Regions from separate parts of the Homo sapiens genome. Here region 1 is linked to region 2. The links are chromatin loops, found by intact Hi-C in ENCODE. Cell type or tissue: PC-3. All regions are shown on one strand.

Region 1 (8,000 bases), 64 kb after region 2:
GGCTGAAGTTTATACAAGCTCTGATTTTTTTCTGGTTTGCTCTCACTTTCAGGATTCAACCCTTTGTGACCCCAGGCCAAATAAGATGTGGGAGATTTAACATGGCCCTGACCCTGGCTTCCAACTTCTGTTCCCTTGGCTCACATGGTTGTCAGAAGGGCTGTTCACTTCCTTACACACCTTTTCTGGAATCAGCAAATTCTCCTTGGTTAAAAGTAGCTTTTAAACGCTGGACTTACCAACCTGAAATTTAGTCTTCTCCCAGATCTTGGCCTGGGAAATTCTTAACTACCTTATTTGGTCTCTAACGTATACAACCAGATCTTTAACAACAACAGCAACAACAAAACTTGCCTCATGTTTTCTGCTTTTCTCCATGAGAAAGTCGGTTTAGATTAGCCGATTTTCTATTATCAGAAATCTCTTTCTGCTTCAAGTTATTATGGAATAGTCTCTAAACCTGTCAAAAAGCACTAAGCCTAGAAAACTCATAGGGGAGTTTAGGTAAAGGTGTCAAAACAAAATATTAAAGTTCCGTGTTCGCTATTCCAAAGCATGGAAAAAGGAGGAAGCCTTCCAAATTATTTTCATAAAGCTAACATGTCATTGATTCTGACACTTGACAATGGGAACATGCACATATACAACATGCACACACACAATTTCTGTGATCTTCAGCAATAATTACCATCTCCAGGTAAGTCATTTAGTTTTCCTGATTTTAGGGCACAATCCTCTTGAATTTGGCATTTCATATTCTACAATTTAAAGGTTAAAAATTAAGTGACATACTCAGGCATGGTGGCTCATGTCTATAATCCCAGCACTTTGGGAGGCTGAGGCGGGCAGATCACTGGAGCCCAAGAGTTCAAGACCGCCCTGAGCAGTATGGCAAAACTCCGTCTCTACAAAAAAATTTTTAAAATTAGCCTGTTGTAGTGGTGCACGCTTGTACTTCCAGCTACTTGGGAGGCTGAGATGGAAGGATTGCTTGAGCCCGAGAGGCAGAGGTTGCAGTGAGCCACGATTGCACAACTGCACTCCAGCCTGGGTGACAGAGTGAGACCCTGTCTCAATAAATAAATAGATAATAAATTAACAATAAAGTGCATCTGTGAAGAGCCTGAGCTAAATAAATGTTAGTTTTTCTTCCCCCTAGCCATTTGTCTAAATTATAAGATTGAATGCAGTGTCCAGGTCCCCTGAGAGTCCAGGTCCCCTGAGGGACTGAGTCTGTAGACACTGAGAATAGATGTGTGTGGATGAACATGGGGGTGGCGGTCTCGGGAGCTGCACCAAGGCGAATGCAGACTTTCAAGGAAAAGGTGGGGGACAGCAGATGAGACTGACATTTGGTCAGGCGAAGACTTCGCGGAGCGGGGAGAGTCGCACGCCTCTTGGTACTTGACTAATGCTTAGCTCCATTTCAGACTTATGGGAGAACAGCTGGGAAATGTTGCCAGAGGAATAAACATTGCCATTGTCAACTGTAAGTTACTAAACATTTTCTTTAAACTTCTCTAAAAGCTCTCTGGTCAGATTTTCAAAGGTACCTTGGGTTTTCGAGACTTTTGCGCGTGATTTAGTCTAGGTTTGTATTTTAATGCATTTTAAGATTATATACTCAATTATTTTTACAAGTCTCACTTCACAGATTATTTGTGGTTCTAACAACAAATAAACAACTGAAAACCAAATATAGACTTTATTTTAAAAAAAGAAAAAAACAGAGGGATAGGCCAAAGTTAGGGTTAACACCAGAAGGGCCGCCAAGGGGGTGCAGCCTGTGGTCCTGGACTGAGCCTCTCATTTGCTCCCAGAGTCCCAGTGTCTGCTCAGGGGCTGACACCATAGACCATCTCATCCTTCTGTGTGATAAAAGCCACTGCAACCTCGTGGGAAACAAAACTTGGCCTTTCTCTTAGGTCTGGAATAAAGCTCTCTCACAGTTGCCTTTGAGGGGCCCAGAGGAGAAGGAAAGGGTTTCCCACAACGTCCCTGTGAGTGAGTGGGCCGCATAGCCCCGAGACGTGAGGGCTGTGGAAGTGAAGATAAAATGCTCCCAATCTGACAGCCCTGAAGGAGGCTGTAAAGTAGGAAGTGGGCAGGCTGAGGGGGCTCTGGTGTTTCTGTGGGATGAGGCGGGTGGGCCTGGCTGAGGGGGCTCTGGTGTTTCTGTGGGAAGAGGCGGGTGGGCCTGGCTGAGGGGGCTCTGGTGTTTCTGTGGGATGAGGCGGGTGGGCCTGGCTGAGGGGGCTCTGGTGTTTCTGTGGGATGAGGCGGGTGGGCCTGGCTGAGGGGGCTCTGGTGTTTCTGTGGGATGAGGCGGGTGGGCCTGAGTGAGGGGTCTCTGGTGTTTCTGTGAGATGAGTTGGGTGGGGGAGGTATTAGTGTTCCATCAGGTGTAACCCAAAGCAAACTGGAAGAAAGTTCTAGCACAGCTTCCAGCACTTTCCTTTGACCTGGTTTTGGGGACTCTCCTCAAGGGGCCCGCCCTGTCTCTGCAGGCTGGGTCATTACATCAGTGGTGTTTGCTGGAGATAGACAGGGAAGAAATATTTCCTTCCCCAGGCCCTGGTGCCACAAGTGCGCCCTAGTTCTGTGAACTTTCTTTTAAAATACCATTTCTTTTATTTTCAGATGTAACTGGGAATGTGACAGCAACACGATGTTTTGATATGTATGAAGGTGGTAAGAAAATTTTTTCTGTTAAAATTCAAATGAATTTTAAACAGAAAATTAAGATTAAAAAGCACAAAGAAAAATGTCAACCATTTTTATTTTGTCTACTAGAAAAACGCCAGCAGCTCTCCTGAGTAATCTAGAGTGGTCTTATGTAGATCCTCTTAAACTCTAATTGAATTCATAGAACATTTGAAGGCATCATCTAGAAATGTCTTTTCTTCTGTTAGTTTTCCTCAGTCTTTCTCTTTTTAGCTCTCATGATATAATAAGAAAGAGAAAAAGCCTTTTTTTTAAAAAAAAAAAAAAGCCAAATACATTATATGTAAAATAAAGCCACCAGCATCCAGCCCTAAATATCATCATCCTTTGAAAGCTGTCACGATTACTCCTGGTGACTCACAGTGCTCTGCTGGGCTCAGGGCAAGCATTCCCGGAACCCACGGGTGCCCAGTCTTTCTCGATGGTCTCTCCTTTCTAGGCACTGACTCTTGACTGCAGTTGTTGGCCAGGATATACTATCCCCTCTTATTTTTATATATCAATGAGACTTTCAAAAACAAGTTTTTATAAAGATAGTGAAGACGAAGAATAGAAAACGCCTGCACCCACCCAATAAGAAGGACACAGTTGTACTCTGCAGTTAACCTAAGCAGAACAGTAAATAATGAGCCGCAGCGGTGAGTAACAGGGTTTGAGGTTTACCTTTATTTTATAAGGCATAGATAAGTCTCTTGGCACAGACTTGCCCACGGTCCACATGTCTCGTATTTGAGTTCTGTGGGAGTCTCTCTCCTGCACACGTCGGTGTGTTTGCAAGGCCACTCTGCTCAGTGGTCGTGGTGTGGGTGTGGGTGTGGCCCTTTATCAGTGACTACAGAGAACACTCCACCTGTGCCACACAGGCTGCTGCTTGTTAAGAGTTTGGTGATCTCATTTCTAAGGAGGGTTTTTTTTTTCTACCAGGGGCTCCACTTCTCTTGTTTGTTGGTCAAAAAAGCTCCTTATCTTGACCCCCTTTCACTACTGCCCTGAACACCTATTGCAAGTGTTAGGTTCTTTTCCTTCTACGCTGTGCCACTCACCTCAGATAGTCCCTATGGTACCCCAGTGAATGTTCACACGTCCAGAGCTAGCACACCATCTGCAGGGTTGAGCAGCGAGCGCTGGGACCCCCAAGGATTCAGAATGGACACAGAATGCAGGTGCAGGAGGAAGCCCAGCACCCAAGGCAGAGCCTCAGTGAACAGCAAAGACCCTAAAACTGACTTGCATCCCCCAATAGATAACTCTGGACCGATGACAAAGTTTATTCAGAGTGCTGCTCCAAAATCCCTGCTCTTCATGGTGACCTATGACGACGGAAGCACAAGGTGAGTGGGTGTAGGTCTGTCACAGCGGTGGGCAAGAGAAGCCAGCTGGGGCAGAGGCTGCCAGGGTCTCTCAGTGACATCCTCTGGGGACAAGCAGAAAGTCCAGGAGCAAAGTACTTCTCTAAGGAAAAAGAATGAAAGATCATGACAAAATAGATGGCATTTCTTTAAAAAAAAATTAAATCACTAACCACAGAAGTACTAGAACCTAAATCAAAGGAGTATTTCAAGGAATCAAGACAAAGCCACTGTTGACCATAATTAGGACAGACAAACTAACCTCCGGACAGAAAGCCTAAACCCAGGGTGGCATTAATAGTTACAGCAATGTGAAAGGAAATTGAGATAATTTCCCTATAGAAAGAGGAAAAGAGGCTGGGCGCAGTGGCTCACACCTGTAATCCTAGCACTTGGGAGACCGAGGCAGGCGGATCACGAGGTCAAGGGTTCGAGACCATCCTGGCCAACATGGTGAAACCTTGTCTCTACTAAAAATTAAAAAATTAGCCAGGCATGGTGGCATGCACCTGTAGTCCCAGCTACTCAGGAGGCTGAGGCAGGAGAATCGCTTGAACCCAGGAGGCGGAAGTTGCAGTGAGCCAAGATTGCACCACTGCACTCCAGCCCGGTGACAGAGCGAGACTGTCTCAAAAAAAAAAAAAAAAAAAAGAGGAAAAGAATAAAGAAATACACACATACACATTCAATACTGTACTAGAAGTGGATGTAGCTCAGTGCCTCTCAGAGTGTGTCCTACTAAGTAAACCAAACCTGTGTCTTTGCTGCAGAATGTCTAAGAACCTTCAAAGTGCTTATTTGTGTGGTGAATTTCCCAGACAGGGCTACTGACCACAGCATTTCCCAAATTTATCAGATTCCTTTTTTCATGGAGCATCTTACCAAACTGAAGTTCCTTGGCACATACTTTGAAAAATTCTGACTTAACTCACTTAGAACAATCTAAACTTAACTGTTTACTTTCCTGTCTACCCTCCTGTCACTTCCTCTAAATCTTAATGTTTGCAGTGGCAGTATTGTTTTACATTTCTTTTTCCTTTTTGATGTGGACTTTTCTGATTATGAAAAGGGGGCAGTTTTGGCATTTGCTTTCATCTTTCAGCAACTTCTCTCCACCTTATTTTGTGGTCACTAAACAAGGGGCAGAGCAATAGCCGAAAATTGTATTGGCTGAGTGTGAGCCTGAGATTGAACCCCAAAGCACAAGGGCTTTCCAGAATTGAGAAGTAGAATTCTGTGCCCCAAACTGGGGCCTAAAATGGCTCTGGATGTCCAATGGTTAACTAGAAATGTGACATTCTCAAGAAGCATGTGTGCCTCTTAGCTGCCACTGTGTGTCATGCACTGCAGCAGGAGATGAATGTGTTTAGAAACCTCCATCCAAGGATGCACAGCGTAACACATCCAGAGCAGAGTTCCTCTCCTCTCCACGTCTCCCTGAGATGCTCACATGCTTTTCCCTTTGTCCTGCAGACTGAATAACGATGCCAAGAATGCCATAGAAGCACTTGGAAGTAAAGAAATCAGGAACATGAAATTCAGGTCTAGCTGGGTATTTATTGCAGCAAAAGGCTTGGAACTCCCTTCCGAAATTCAGAGAGAAAAGGTGAGTGGTTTTAAAATGTCCCTTCCCACCAATGGTGAGTATAGTAAATGCTGTGCCTTGAAAACGTTCCTGGTGGGTTATAACTCCGTCTCCAAACATAAGAGTTGTGTCAGCTGTTTCCATGAGATCAGCATTAGATCCGGACAGAAGTTTCAAACTTCTCCAATCTCTTTCAAAGTAGAAAATTCTGAATGGGCTGTTGGTATTGGTTTTTCACCATGCTGCAGCCAACATGGTCTGTCCTGGGCCTCTCCTTCCTTGGGCAGGAGGTTTACCTCCCCAAGCTCCTGCTATGGGGAAAGTAAGAGAGCTCACCTCTTAGGATGGCTGAGAGCATGAACAGACATGGTGAATGCAAAACACTCAAAACAGGCTGGACACCAAATCAACACTGCACAAATCTGGCTTCCATTGCTGCTGCTGCTGCTGTACTAACTGGGCACGTGATTGATTCTAAGTCCCTCCCTTTATGGCCTTTATTTATCAAAGAGAAGTAAAGAGCAAAAGAATGGCGTTCTCACTTATTAACCACTAAGTCTCCTGTGAAAATTCCAACTGAGGGTTTGCAAAATGTGTGGGAGTAACAAGCTGAGCATCCGATGACAATCACAACATCCTGGAGAATTTCAGAGGGTTCTGCTCTCCAGGAAAAGATGCTGCAGTAACCGGTGCTGCAGTAACCGGTGCAGAAGAGGAGGAAATTGTGCTGCATGACCAAGGCGCGAGACTTCCCCACTATACCTTCTGAGGATAAGGGCCTCCTTTCCACTTAGCCAGAAATTCCCAGAAAGCAGAGATTTCTACATCTCCAGGGTGTGCAATAGGCCGCTTCTGATTTCAGGCTCTGACATTTGGTCCCAGTCTGCCTCCTTGTGCTGTGGATACGGGTCTGGGAAGAAAGACAAGCAACAGAAGCAGCTCGGCATCTTCTTGTTGCCATGACCACCTGAGGTAGAGGAGAAGGGGGCTGGATAAGGTGCGACTTCAGCGCAGGCCACACAACCAGACAACTTGGAACTGGTTCCCAGGAAACCCTAGACCTTCTGTGACCCCCTCTAGTCTCATGTTCCGGAGGCCCGGAAACCATGGTTATTTTAGCATGCATCTACACAAGCATGCTTTCCCCTTGTGACTTCATGTTCCTCTAGAGCCAGGAAGCCAGCCCTGCAGAACGTGTAGGGAATGTTTCCCGGGGCCCTGGCCTCGACCCCTCCTTGCTTATGACTGTGCCTGGGCACTTGCATGCACAGTGAGCCCTCATGGGTCTGCCCTAACCGAGAGGCACTCCCTGAGCTCTGATTGGTGGGGCTCCTTGGGCCCCACCACTGCCTGGACCCACACTGAGGGCAAGCTGAACCAGCCACACAATAGTGAAGCCGGGGCTTACGGTCCTGTGTTAGTTTTGCGAGGGGACGTCGTGTGATCTTAAACAAGTCACGTCACCTCTCTGGGCTCCAGCTTTCCTGCCTCCTCCAGGGCCAGCAGCTGTGCTGCAGTGTGCACCCCATTCTCCCCGGGATTTCCTCAGGCTGACCCTGGGGAGCGAATACTGGGTCCCCATCTCTCCGATCCCTTGTGTGATCCATGCCACAGGCTGTCGTCTTGAGAATGTCCAGGCTTTATCCAGCTGGCTGTGTGGTCTTGGAAAGTTATCTAACCCTCTGTGCTCAGAATCATCACCTGTGAGAGGTGAATAAAGATAGTTCCTGCCACAGAAGGGCTCCTGAACATGAAAGAAGAGAAACACATGGATCTCAGAGTGGAGTCCTGTAACCCAGAACAGCTGGGCCTTCCTGGAGCTCCCCGGGTCCTGCCCCACCAGCCCACCCCAAACCCAGATCCCTCCGCACAGCTTCTGCAATCAATGTCTCTCCCAACTTGGGTCTCCCCAAAAACCAGTGATGTCCAGGCTGTGCGCAGGACAACTGAACCAGCTTCTCAGAGGGTGGGGCCTGGCCTGGAGATTCTGATGCACGGGGAAGGGAGCCTCCTTGCGTGGATCTCCAGGAGAAAATGGAGGCCCTGGTTTCACATACACACCCACACTTCCCCTTAACAGCGTCCTCCGACTTCTCTGCTCCTTCCCCGGCTCTTACCCTGTTTTCCTCCTCCTCTTTCCTTCCTTCCCAGTTCCACAGTCTCTTCAGCATCTCCAGGGGCCTTGTCCCACCTTATCTAACCACCCCAGCTTATTTAACTAGCAAGGGCGGCGGTGAGCAGGTACTCCTGGCAGCCCGGGCGTTGTGCCACACAGGGACCCCCCCATGCACACGAGCGTCTGTGGTTATTATTACTACCAATGGTGCGGTTCTCCAGCTGAT
Region 2 (8,000 bases):
CGGGTGCAAACTTGTTAAATTCCTCTTTCCCTGTCCCTGCTTGGTGGAGCTGCCACGTGTGGTTCAGTTCTAAGTTCTGGACTAGTGCCACTCGATATCATTGGGAATAAATCGTTGTTCAACAGTCTGTTCCACAAACAACAGTAATTGAATTTCACAGACTTTATCCTGATTAGTGGAAATCAAATAATGGAGTGGAATCCCCATGTGTTTTCTCTTGCACAAACTTATTAGACTTGATTAGAAAACTGTTTGGAGGAAAAACTTGCCAGTAAGTTTTTTGGTTGTTGTTTTGTTTTTTTTGAAAAACGACGCAACACCATAAAGTGTAAAATTAGGGGTTCTGGCCAAGAGAGGTACTAGATTTTTTTAATGCCGAGAAAAGTCCATGCCACAGAAGTTATTGTGTATGTCTCTAGGGAGCTTTAAGAATTTCACGTTTGAACTTTACAGCTGTTTACCAATTAAATGGCAAGCTGGAAAAATACATTTTGAGAGGGGTAGAAAGAATAAGAATATAATTAAAAGTATGCTAACAAAATAAGCAGTACATATTTTTTTAGAAAATGCAGTTTAGGCCAGGCACGGTAGCTCGTGCCTGTAATCCCAGCACTTTGGGAGGCCGAGGCAGGTGGATCACCTGAGGTCAGGAGTTTGAGACCAGCCTGGACAACATGGTGAAACCCCGTCTCTACTAAAAATACAAAAAATTAGCCAACGATGGTGATGCCTGTCTGTAATCCCAGCTACTCTGGAGGCTGAGGCAGGAGAATCGCTTGAACCGGGGAGGCAGAGGTTGTAGTGAGCCAAGATTGCGCCACTGCACTCCAGCCTGGGCAACAGAGCAAGACTCCGTCTCAAAAAAGGAAAGAAAATGCAGTTTCATTCCAGCCATCCTTAGATTTCTTTTCCCCTTAAAGTGGCTGAATCCATTGGAGATGTGATTTATTTTGCAGATCCACCAATTCCAAACTTCAGGAATATTCAAGCGGGAGTCATGTGTAAGTGACAGCTTTGACAAAGAGAGACTGTGGCTGGGTGGCCCGGGTGTTGCCCACGCGGAGCAAGGATTGGTTCATTCAACGGATGGAGAGTACAGGATGGCTGGGACCTGGGAAGTTCCAGAATCTGAAAAGAGGGCAGGGCAAGAAGGAGCCAGAAGAGAGGTCCCACCCCTCAGTTGGCAGTGGGGCACGGAGGTCCGCATCAGCCAAGAACGTCCCCAGGATGCCGTGGGCACCTCATTTCACCCCACGTTTTTGGCACAGTCTACTTTTTAGGTATTTTGTAAAGGAACTTCTCAGGATTGATTATTTGCCAGAGGAACAATTAGGCCAAGAGAAACTTGCTTGACAGCCATGTGTAAAACACGTCTGTCCTAATCAAACTAGAGATGCCTCAAGGCCCACGCAGGACACAGGCAGGTTCAAGGTCATGCACCTGGAAATTTGTAGGGGAGGGTCAAGCAACTGAGGCCAAAGGGGGCCGGTAAAGTGGCTTCTGGGGTCTGAGCATCTGGAAGGCTCCTGGCAGCAGTTACCTGACAGTGTCGTTGAGGGGCACGGCAGCTGGGCCCTCACCGTTTCCGCCAGCTCTGCTGAGCCAGCCCAGCCCATGCATTCCGAACATCCGACAGCTTCTTTCTCCAGAATGTCTTCTGTCAGAGACTTCCAGGAAAGGAGCTCCCTCCTGTCTCACTGCTGTCAGCGTGGGAGCCCTGCTCCCCAGGCTCCACGTCCCCGGAAGGTCCATCTTGTCCTGGAGCACACCCAGCCCCATTCAGGGTCAGTGCAGGAGGGAACAGGGAATCTGCATTTCAGTAAGCTCCCCAGGTGAGGCTGCAGAGCAGAAACCACGGCTTTCAGACGTGAGCAGGCTCCCTGGGCTCTTGGTGTCACCCTGTTAGCCACATCTGCGGAATGTGGAAGGCAGAACATAGCCACGCTGCTTAGTGCTGCCAGCGAACCTCAGGTTGCATCAGTGGCTGGAATCTATCACAGCTGTTGGGGATACGTAACTCCCAGCAATAAATCCAGTATTTTCTTCCCTGCCCTGAGCTTCCTCTGGGTTTCTTATCAGCAGCTATTACACACAGATGTCCAGTGCTTCTAAACTAAATTGTACTGTGTAACTTTTACATCACACTTGTGTGCTTAAAAAGCACACCGTGGGTAGTGACTGGGCCAAGAGACATCACAAAGCTTCCTGATAAATTTGAATCCAGCCACGGCAAGAGCGACGTGCGGGTACCTGGTCCCTGATGCTTGGGTGCCCCGTTGAGCCTCGGGTACTTCTTGGACACTATTGTGAGAGCAGCCATCCTGGTGTCTCTGCCAGCATCTTGGGGAACGCTGTGATGGTAAAATATCTGTCTCTCCTCTGGGAATCAGGGCAGCCCTGAGAAGTGAGCAGTTCCCTTTACAGATGGATAATTGTTTGTGTAAGACCAACCAGATAAAGTCCAAACTGTGTAGAACACACGTGTGCCTCACACATAGCCATCTGAGTAAAATATTTTTTCCAATGTAGATTTATAATTAGAAATGACAGATTTATAATATAGACTTCAGTAAGTTGGGCACAGCTGTCACTTTCGTGGTATCAATAAAAGGCTAGAAACCTTGGGTGTCCTTGGCAACCTAGCCTTTGACATTGATGTTTTTCCATAGGATTTTCTTCATTTGGGTTGGAATAAAAATGCATTTTTATTCACAAGGCACAGACAGATAAGAATATCATAAGCAGGGAAGTGTCTCCAAAGGTCAGGACATATGTTTTTCTGTTGAGTGCTATATGTGGAGGTCATTGCAAGTTCCCTGATATGAGTATGGTTTCGCTTGCTACATTGTGCCTATTAAAGTAAAATTTTACACAAGCCTCGCATTTCTAAGATTAGTGTTCCTGAATGAAATGTTAAGAAAACATTAAAAGATTATCTCTTTTTAAGATGGAGGAAAAAAAGTGAACAAAGCTAATTAATCTATCATGAAAATTGCACAAAATAACATTTCTTAACAAATTTAATACAATTTTGTGTTCTTTGTTGCTAGTGGTATAAAACGAGATTTTTTTCCCTCATTTTTCTCATTGTAGATGTCATCTCTCACATTTATATCAGTGAGGTTTGAAATTCTGTGTAGCAGTTACTCAGCACATATGAGAGGGCAGCGAATGAATGAGATTTGTCATGTGCTAATAAAAGCTGAATTTTTGTAATCTAAAATGATGTATTTTCTACTATTGCTGTTAATTTGCATTGTTAAAAATTCTTAAAGTTTAATATGTTATGTTCAGTCATTGAAAGCGACCACTCATTTTTTTCTTAAAGTTGATGCCTTTTCTGCTGTGCTAGAGTCAGTATTTTGCTTCTGGCAGGAGAGCTGCAAACTGTGTATCCTCAAACAGATGCAAAAAGTAGTGCTTTGCAAAACGTTTGTTTTCTGTTTATCTCAGATTAACATCCTTTAATACAAGTTTCTTAAGTGTAACTTGTATTTCTGAAAATGCTTAAAATTATTTTATATTTCCCTTTGGGAATTTTTCTCTATTTCCAGCACGCTGATTTGATTTAAAAATGTAATAAGACCAAGAGTTGGAGTAAAGGGATATTCATTCCATGTTAAAAGTGGCTTCATAGCTACTGACAAATGTCTGAACTATTGTCGTGCCCTTCAAAACTGGAGTTTTCTAAAATAATCTTATTTTTATACTTGTATGTTCCAGCAATTTAAGATATATACCATTGAAAGGGAAATAAAACATTTTTGTTTATTTGAATAAATAATACTCCCAACCTGTTGCTTTTGGAATGTTTTGTAAATACTTCTCTTGGGTCACATGTCTGGCGGTCCATTACGTCCACTCCTTCATTGTGGGTTCCTGGAAAATGTCAAGGATAAAATGGAGTGGAAGGGAGGGTTCAGGCTCAATCATTAAGATGCAAAACATGCTGAAGGTGGGGAGGGTAAAGTGCTTTAGAGTCTGGAAACCCTACAGGTGGAAAGAAAACACCTGCAGAGAAGAAACTCAGTAAGCACATTTCAGCGGTCTTAAGGATGGGACAGATGGCTTAGCTTGGTCCTGGGGACTGAGGGTGACCAGGTTGGCAATGCCTGTGCGGTCACTCCCATGATCACCCTGCAGGGAGATGGCATTCTACCATTTCACAGACGAGAAACCATCTCTGAGTCACCTGCCCAGAAAAACACAGCTAAAAAGTGGAGAGGAACCCAGCTCTGTTCCCCTCCAACAGCCCAGCTCTTTCTCTGCACTACACTCTGGTCCATCCGCCATCCTGAACCACACTCTCAGAGCCTAATGCATCACTTGTGCCAGAAGAATCCAGTCTAGTGGTCAGTCTCTAGAGAAGGGTGTGCACCAATATGGGCACAGCAGAAGCTCTTAGTGAATGAAATGAAGATCATCCATGAGCCATGATCTAGCTGCTATGCCAATCCTTTAAATATACGCTGCTTTCAATGACTAGACACTTTTTGTCTGACAATATCCAAATGAGGAGAAAAGAAGGAATCTCCAACCATTAGGAGGTAAAGTGATAGTTACTGGAGAAACAGAGTAGAGTATCTGCTTTCTAGTAAGAAGGAGATGATTTATCCTATTTCGCCATCCCTAAGCTGGAGGGGACATAACGGATGGGATTTTCACGAGTCTGTCACTAGGTGGTGGTGTTGTAAAGCGTTGTGGTATACATAACGTTTGTGCCTCTTTCCCCATTCCGTGTAGCTTTCACAAAGCAGCTTTTTATCAAGTATGGGTATGTAAGTAGACTACATCCCAGAGCTTTTTCATTCTGTGCTTTATAGAATCTGAAAAATAGGCCAGCTAGAGGGGTACTCAATCTTAGAGGCAACCGCCAAATACACATTTCCAGCCCTGGCCTCTACCTGGGTTTTTAGACTTGTATCTCCAAGTTCCTTCTGGACGTGTCTGCTTGGCCATCACTGGGAAGGAAACTGAGGCACAGAGGTGCTATAAAGTCTCCAGGTTCTTCTGGAAATGACAGCCAGATTCAAAACACCAGTGTGTCTGGTTACCAGGCACAAGCTCAATCATTATGCCATTGCCTTTTTAAGGTTAAAGATTTAAAATTACATATGCTAAAATCAAAATGCTACGAGGAAAAAATATTGGGGAAAATATTTGTAACAAATATAAGGGCAGAAGCTGACATTTATCGAACAGCAAATTCTGGCCACGCATCCTGCCATTTCATTCTCAGAACAACCCACAACGAGGTGCACGTGGTACTAAAAACATTTTAAAACCCAAGGTCTGAAGACGGAGCTGCTCCCAAGGACAGGCTCAGGGAAATCAGGAGGTCCAGGGAGGGGAGAATCTCACCCCACAGGATGAGATGCCACAGGCCAAAGGCTTAAGAGTCATCTCAGTAAAAAATGTAAAAACAAAAAGACCTACTGTCTTCAGCATACACAGATTGTACGAAATAAGCCAAGTGTATTATTTTCTGTATTTGATGCTGTGATAGCTGGAGCCCTGTTGACCCTGAAAGGACTGCCTCTCTCAGGGTTGGCTAATTCTAAGAGAAAGTCAACGACTCCCCTGGCAGCCTGCCTTTTAGATGGAAACCCCCGATCCAGAGCGCACACCCATCCACCTCCTCTCTGGAGCTCTCACACTCAGGCCATATCCACCTGCCCTCATCACCCCAGAGCCAGGTACCAGACAACTAGGCACAATTTCCCTGCCCAAAGCCACTGAAATTATTCTAACTAGCCAAAGCTAAGCCTGCTTACCCTGCCTCTTCCCTTCTTTCCTACAGAAACCACAGTAAAGCCTCCTGTTCCGTCTTGCCCCATCCTTCGGCCTCCTGACTACCCCTGTGCTTTGCTGCGTGGCCCTCAGTGGCAGCTGTGCCTTCTGTTTTTAGGCATCTATGAATACAAAGAGCTTCTTTCTTTATGACAGTCTTTTGTGTGTCTGTGTGCCTTATTACACCTCATTAAAACAAATCCCAGATACCCTTCAAACACCAAGAATAGAAGAGTGTTAGAGTCCAGTAGAAAAACATGCAAGGGCTGTCAACCAACAGCTGGCCAAAGTGGGAATACAAATGGCCGAGAAACTGAGAAGTGTTCAATCTTATTAATGTATGCATAATATGTAAGTAATTACAGATAGAATGAACAAAGCTTTTAATTATTAATAGATGTCCAAGAGGTCACCCATCTTCTGCTTTGCTGATGGAAAGTGTAAATCAAAACAATCATTTCAAAGAGCCCTAAAAAATAGCCAAGTCATCTTTACATCAATACTTTCTTTAGAAATCTCTCCTAAAGAGATAGAAATATGGACAAAATGGGATAGGGTATAGAGCAAAAAAAGCAATTTGCTGAATATGCCAATATTTCATTGATTTTTAAAGGGAAATATCATATATGGATGTGAGAGTATAGAATTTAAGAGTGTAGTAAGTACATGAAATTCACACTAATCTATTACCCTCAAATTAGGACTCATACATAAAGGAGATGGCTTAAGGATGTTTAAATTAATTTTATTTTGTATTCAAGTAATACGTTGTAATGGTTTATTTTATGTGTCAACTTGAATGAGGCATAGGGTGCCAGGATATTTGGTCAATTATTATTCTAGATGTGTATATTAACTCAGGCCACCATAACAAATGCTATAGGCTGGGTGGCTTAAAAAAACAGAATTTTATTTTCTCTAATGTCCTTGAGGCTGGAAAGTCCAACATCAAGATTCAGTAGGCTCCTGGTGAGGGATCTCTTCCAGGCTTGCAGGCAGCTGCCTTCTTCCTGTGTCCCCACATAGCCTTTCCTTGGTGTGTGAACATGGAGATCTCTCTGTTGCTCTTTCTTTTCTCATAGGGTTGCCAATCATATTGGATTAGGATCTCATCCTTATGACCTCATTTAACCTTAATTACTTCCTAAATGCCCTATCTCTTATGCAGTGACATTGGGGTGAGGGCTAGGATTTTTGGGGGCACACAATTCAGCTCATAGCAGTGTGTCTGTGAGGGTATTTTTGGATGAGATTAACATTTAAACTGGTAGAATGAGTAAAGAAGATTGCCTTAAGGCAGGTGGGCCTCATCCAATCACTTGAAAGCCTAAATAGAATTTAAAACACCTGATCATTTTACAAGCCCAAACTCCTCCTGCTTGATTGCTTTCACCTGGGACATGAGCCTTCTACCTTCAGACTCAGACTGAAACTCCAGCTCTTCTTGGGTCTGTAGCCTGCCAGCTTTTGGACTGTAACTTACACCATTTGTTCTCCTGGGTCTCCAGCTTACAAACTGCAGATCTTTGGATTTCTTAGCCTCCATAATCATGTAAGCCAATTCTTTTTAGTCAATCTCTCTAGAGAATGATATAGATAGATAGATAGATAGATAGATAGATAAATAAATGATAGATAGATATTCTGTTTCATCTTATATATGTTCTGTTTCTGTTTCTCTGGAGAACCCTAACTAATGCATACAGTTAGTCATTATTAAACATTAAATAGTTTCAAGAAGCTTATCACGAGGTGTCTACTGCCTCACTTCTCCCCACCTCAAGGTCCTACTGTGTAGTGGTAGTTCCTCCTCCACCAAATCTTCTGTTTGCCTTGATGGTTGCTTGCATATTTCCAAATTGTATATTCATGCTCTGTTTGTTATCTGGTCAGCCAATAGCCTTGATTCCATTGATTTAGTAATTGGCAATCTGAGCATTTTCTAAATTCCTACATAGATTGGGCCCATTGCCAGACTCTCCTGATCCCATCTATGTGTCTGTTTTTGCATCTGTGCCTGCAGTTTTTGTTACTATTGTTTATTAATGTGATCTTTAATGTGTAGCTGGCCAGTCTCCCCCAGTTAATCATCTTACGTGATATTATCACAAATGTGTTCATCTAGATATCCTTTAGAAATACTGAACAACTTTCTTTAAATTCTCCTTTTGAGATTTGTTTTGGAGTTTCACTAAATTTATAAATGAATT

The links. Peaks named below come from ENCODE experiments on the same cell type or tissue, not always from the same donor. Only the 100,000 strongest peaks of a DNase experiment are listed, where the experiment ranks them.
Region 1: it touches region 2 in a loop (2.9-fold over the local background); 5 of 110 quality-filtered maps call a loop at or near these places.

What each region holds. Positions count from the first base shown.
Region 1 is chr21:41,343,046-41,351,045 of GRCh38, forward strand. It overlaps FAM3B (FAM3 metabolism regulating signaling molecule B), which reads left to right. Exons shown (of 8, transcript NM_058186.4): 4 at 1,431-1,489; 5 at 2,641-2,691; 6 at 3,968-4,055; 7 at 5,547-5,679. Among named protein-coding and RNA genes, the nearest start is that of MX2, 15 kb to the right of the region's middle. In PC-3, no CTCF peak of the experiment used is centred here; DNase peaks (open chromatin) are centred at 3,086 and 3,376; H3K4me3 peaks cover 702 bases; H3K27ac peaks cover 1,130 bases; H3K27me3 peaks cover 2,232 bases.
Region 2 is chr21:41,278,738-41,286,737 of GRCh38, forward strand. BACE2 (beta-secretase 2) reads left to right here. Exons shown (of 9, transcript NM_012105.5): 9 at 1-3,793. Among named protein-coding and RNA genes, the nearest start is that of FAM3B, 34 kb to the right of the region's middle. RefSeq lists enhancers at 1,099-1,654, 1,655-2,209. In PC-3, a CTCF peak has its summit at 4,669 (motif pointing right); a DNase peak (open chromatin) is centred at 4,674.